Linked DNA regions of Homo sapiens: region 1 is linked to region 2. Evidence: chromatin loops called from intact Hi-C (ENCODE). Cell type or tissue: endothelial cell of umbilical vein. All regions are shown on one strand.

Evidence for each region. Hi-C counts contacts between places; a loop is a spot of excess contacts. Peaks named below come from ENCODE experiments on the same cell type or tissue, not always from the same donor. Only the 100,000 strongest peaks of a DNase experiment are listed, where the experiment ranks them.
Region 1: a loop joins it to region 2, with 20 times the contacts of the local background. A loop is called at or near these places in 97 of 110 quality-filtered maps.

What each region holds. Positions count from the first base shown.
Region 1 is chr13:41,221,024-41,223,523 of GRCh38, forward strand. MTRF1 (mitochondrial translation release factor 1) reads right to left here. Exons shown (of 10, transcript NM_004294.4): 9 at 2,233-2,331. All of the region lies in intron 3 of KBTBD6-DT (KBTBD6 divergent transcript), which reads left to right. Among named protein-coding and RNA genes, the nearest start is that of KBTBD7, 28 kb to the left of the region's middle. RefSeq lists a silencer at 1,327-1,376. In endothelial cell of umbilical vein, a CTCF peak has its summit at 1,419 (motif pointing left); a DNase peak (open chromatin) is centred at 1,408.
Region 2 is chr13:41,073,897-41,076,396 of GRCh38, forward strand. WBP4 (WW domain binding protein 4) reads left to right here. Exons shown (of 10, transcript NM_007187.5): 8 at 2,148-2,341. Among named protein-coding and RNA genes, the nearest start is that of WBP4, 14 kb to the left of the region's middle. In endothelial cell of umbilical vein, a CTCF peak has its summit at 1,364 (motif pointing right); a DNase peak (open chromatin) is centred at 1,365; H3K27ac peaks cover 551 bases.

The DNA.
Region 1 (2,500 bases), 150 kb after region 2:
GCAAAAAGTTCCAAAAACGCTCACATTCTTTCCTATCTACCCCTTCCATTTGTCCAACAGCTGTTGCCCTGGGGTTAAGATCCTTATCACTTTTCCAGCTTCATCTATGATTTGGTTCCTAAGTTATTCACTCTTTTTTTTTTTTTTTTCTGAGACAGAGTCTTGCTCTGTCGCCCAGGCTGGAGTGCGGTGGTGCGATCTTGGCTCACTACAAGTTCCACCTCCCGGGTTCATGCCATTCTCCTGCCTCAACCTCCCCAGTAGCTGGGACTACAGGTGCCCACCACCATGCCCGGCTAATTTTTTTTTGTATTTTTAGTAGAGATGGGGTTTCACCGTGTTAGCCAGGATGGTCTCGATTCCTGACCTCGTGATCTGCCCACCTCGGCCTCCCAAAGTGCGGGGATTACAGGCGTGAGCCACCGTGCCCAGCCAATTATTCACTCTTACTAGTCTCTTTACTGTCCTTCACACAGATTTTAATGTTTTACTACAGCTACCTTTTTTCATGCTGTTTTCAAACTTTGTTCCTTTCACTACTATGGAATGTCTTCTTCCAGTAGACTAGTTAGTGATTATTAGAGCTTACCAGTGTTATTTTCCTTATTACTTCTGAGTCTGGCATGCTAGTTTGGTTAGTGATATATTATTATTTAGGCCAAAGTCAGATATTTTATAACTACAGAAGCCAGTTAGTTACCTTCCCTTTGTTTCACAACCGAATACTATACTATGCACCTATGGTCCCATCTAAAAGATATTACTGGTCATAAGAATGTGGCTGTCTCCGAAAAAATTGTCACTACTAGAAAAACAACTGAAAGAACATAGTGTAATTAGAACAATATGGCCAAACACGTTTCGTTAATACTGTGTGTTTCCGGAGGAAAGGGAAATTAGCAAATATTTTCCTCCTTTTCAACATGGCTATGTTCCTAAGCAAGATAGCCTTATCCTGCTGAGGAGACAGAGGATGTGGCATAAGACATACAGAAATTGACAAACATATTAACCTTGTATAACTAGGACTTTTTTACAAGGTATATTTCCCTTGTAAAACTAGGACTTTAATTTTGAGAATAGGATGGGACAGAGTCAAGTGAAAGAAGCCTTAGGTATCACATGGCACCAAGGAAAAACATCAAAGATTTCTGTCTGCTGCCTTTTCCACATAGTCCTTTATGGGACCAGTTCACTTTCTCCTTCAGTGGCAACAAAAAAGACATTTTTCTGTGCTTCATCATTAATATATTTATATATTTATGTCAGTGGTCTTTGCTGGATGCGATTTAGATAGGTTAATGTTCAAACAATCTTGACCGAGTCTTTTCCCCAACAGCCTAACTGTAACACCTCAATCTAATGAAGACACATTGTGGTAGGGAGAATTCTAAGATGCCCCCTGGTGTACACACTGTGAATAACTCCCTCTCAGTGCAGACAGGACCTGTGAAAATGATGGAGTATCATTCTAGTGCCTAGGTGACTAAGCAGCTGACTTTGAGTTAATCAAAAGGAACATTATCCAGGTGAGCTTGACCTAAACAGGTGAGCCCTTAAAAAGGCCCGAGTCATTCCTGCAAGAAGAGATTCAAAGTGGGAGAGAGTCTCTGGAGGTAGCCACTGGGAAACAACTTCCAACAGTATTTACGCGCTGAAAAGCAGCCTCCAGCTGACTGTCAGCAAGGGAATGGGGGCTTCAGTCCTACAATCGAAGGCAATGGCATTCTGCTGGCAACCACATAAACTTGGAAGAGGACCCCAAGCTCCAGAAGAGTATGGAGCCTGGCCATGCCTTGATTTCAGCCTTGTGAGATCCTGAGAAGATAACTAAGCTCAGTTGTCCCTAGATTTCTGACCTACAGAAATCATGAGATAATACTTTAATCATGGGTACTGCTTTAAGTTGCTATATTCGTGGTAATTTGTTACCTGTCAATAGAAAACCAATACCCATGTATATATGCAGACTGAATATACGTTCATGCATTGTGATTGCATAACGAAGAATTTGGAATTTAGAAAAGACCATTGTTTCAAAATGGCATAAAGATCATTATTTTTTTAACCAGCAAACTAATAAAAGTGTTTGTAAATTTTAGGGTGGCTTAATGATTTAAATTACTTGGTAATATTTTAGATATACTTGGTAATATCTACATATATGTTCTAGAATTTGACTATATTTTCTTCTGAAATCAAAGGTAGGCAAAGCATACTCAGTAGTATTACCTTAATATCACGAACTTCATATGCTATCCTGTGGTCACTGACTCTATCCTGGGTGAAATTATATGTCCGAATTCGCTCTGACTGGGCTCTTGTTCCCACCTGTGCCATAACAAAAAGCAATTTATATTTTACCTTTATAAATGTCTTCATTACAATGGAAAAAGCACTTGGCAAATGACCATTTCAACAATTTAGATACTTTCTAAAAGACATATATACAAAATGACAAAGAAAAAGAATGGGCAGAACTTAATGTTTAATACTACAG
Region 2 (2,500 bases):
CTTACGAAGCATGCATAAATACTAATTGTTATCTAAAACTTTTTTTTTTTTTTTGAGACGGAGTCTTGCTATCGTCCAGGCTGGAGTGCAGTGGCACAATCTCGGCTCACTGCAGGCTCTGCCCCCTGGGGTTCATGCCATTCTCCTGCCTCAGCCTCCCAAGTAGCTGGGACTACAGGCACCAGCCACTTCGCCAGGCTAATTTTTTGTATTTTTAGTAGAGACGGGGTTTCACCATGTTAGTCAGGATGGTCTCGATCTCCTGACCTCGTGATCCGCCCGCCTCGGCCTCCCAAAGTGCTGGGATTACAGGCGTGAGCCACCGCGCCCGGCCCTAAAACTTTCAAATTAATGTTTCATCTAATTTAACATCATAAACAGTTGAATTTATCAGAACAGCTATAACATTAATGTAACTTTAGGAGAGGCTTGTTTTTGTTTTTTTAATTCCTGTTATCATTAGCTCATTGCATAGCATTAAATCTTTTAGGAAGAAAAGGCCCTTTTAACCTCCAAGTAGATATTTAGCCTGCCCAGTTATAGCAATGTTTATATTCCAGTACAATTGAAGGTTGGGATTTTTATACATATAAAATAGTATAGTGATATAATATAGCTTTAGAGTTAGACAGATCTGAGTTCAATGCACAGCTTCTTTCCTTACCAGCAATGTGACTGTGGGTGTTACTGAGCCTATAGTCACTCTTCAGTGAAATAGAATAAACATGCATGCTCTGTAAGGTCATGAATGTCATATGTCATAAAGTTCCAATAACAGTGCTTGGCACATAGTAGGTGCTAAATAAATTACTCCCTGAACTGGCGTGGTGGTTCACACCTGTAGTCCTAGAACTTTGGGAAGTTGAGGCAGGCGGATCACTTGAGGTCAGGAGCTCGTGACCAGCCTGGGCAACGTGGTGAAATCCTGTCTCTACTAAAAATACAAAACCTAGCTGGGCGTGGTGGCGCTTGCCTGTGGTCCCAGTTACTCGGGAGGCTGAAGCAGGAGAATCGCTTGAACCGGGGAGGTGGAGGTTACAGTGAGCTGAGATCACGCCAAATAAATAAATAAAAATAAAATAAATAAATTCTTGAAAGTTCTATTGTTAACTTGTGTGAAATGTGGATTAGGAAAAGTAATGTTTTTTCATTAATCCTGCCAAGAACTCTGTATTAATTAAGGTGCTGTATATATTGGTTTGCCTTGAATGATTTTGGTTTATTCCTGGACCAGAATAATTACTAACGGCAGCCCCTTTCACTCTTAAAACTCTCCCAGTTGAAAGTAGGGAATTAATTACAAGGTAATTAGAAATATTATTGTTTTACTAAAAGCCCAATGAACCACTGGATGGCAGTAGAGTTCAGTCAATTGAGATTCCCATTGCTGCCCCCCCACCCACCAAACCACCATAATAAAAATGAGAATTTAATATTCACTTAGTGCTTCACAATGTAATTTCACTCCATGAAAATCTTAGGAATTTTTTCTTTTTTTAAATTGAGACAAGGTCTTGCTCTGTCCCCCAGACTGGAGTGCAGTGGCACAATCATGATTCACTGCAGCCTCTATTTCCTGGGCTCAAGCAGTCTTCCCGCCTCAGCCTCCTGAGTAGTGGGTACTGCAGGAATATGGCATGATGCCTGCTAACTTTTTAATTGTTTGTAGAGACAGGTTCTCGCTATGTTGCCCGGGCTGGTCTCACACTCCTGAGTTCAAGCAATCCTCCTACCTCGCCTTTTCAAAGTGTTGGAATTACAAGCATAAGCCAGCACACTGGGGCCAGGAAAGGAAATCTCTGTGATAAGCAAGTTTCAGGAAATCTCTTGTTTGCTCATTATCAATACGTTTCCTGAAATTGGTGTCAGATAAATTGTGAACCGTTAGAAATATCACCCAGTTCTTAGGTCTCTCATTCCATTGGAGTTATAGTTTACACATCTAGTAAATCCGGGCTGTTTGAAATCAATTTCTGAAAGATACAAGAGCAAGAGGTTTGAGAACTCTGTTATCTTCTTGATCAAGAGATAGTATGAAATACATACAGTATTGTCATTTAATAATTGTAAGTGATAAATGTTATGTTGAAATTACATCTGAATAGAATTAATAACTAAATAACATGACTTTAAAATGTGTTGAGCAGAATCCAGATGGGAGAAACCTGATGATTTCATTCCACACACTAGTGATCTGCCTTCTAGTAAGGTCAATGAAAATTCACTTGGCACCCTAGATGAATCCAAATCATCAGATTCGCATAGTGATTCTGATGGGGAACAGGAAGCAGAAGAAGGAGGGGTCTCTACAGAGACAGAAAAGCCAAAAATAAAGTTTAAGGTAGGTTTTTAAATTTTACTCTTCACATCAAATTTTTTTTTTTTTTTTTTTTTTTTTTTTGAGATGGAGTCTTGTTCTGTCCCCAGGCTGGAGTACAGTGGCACTGTCTTGGCTCACTGTAACCTCCACCTTCCGGGTTCAAGCAATTCTCCTGCCTCA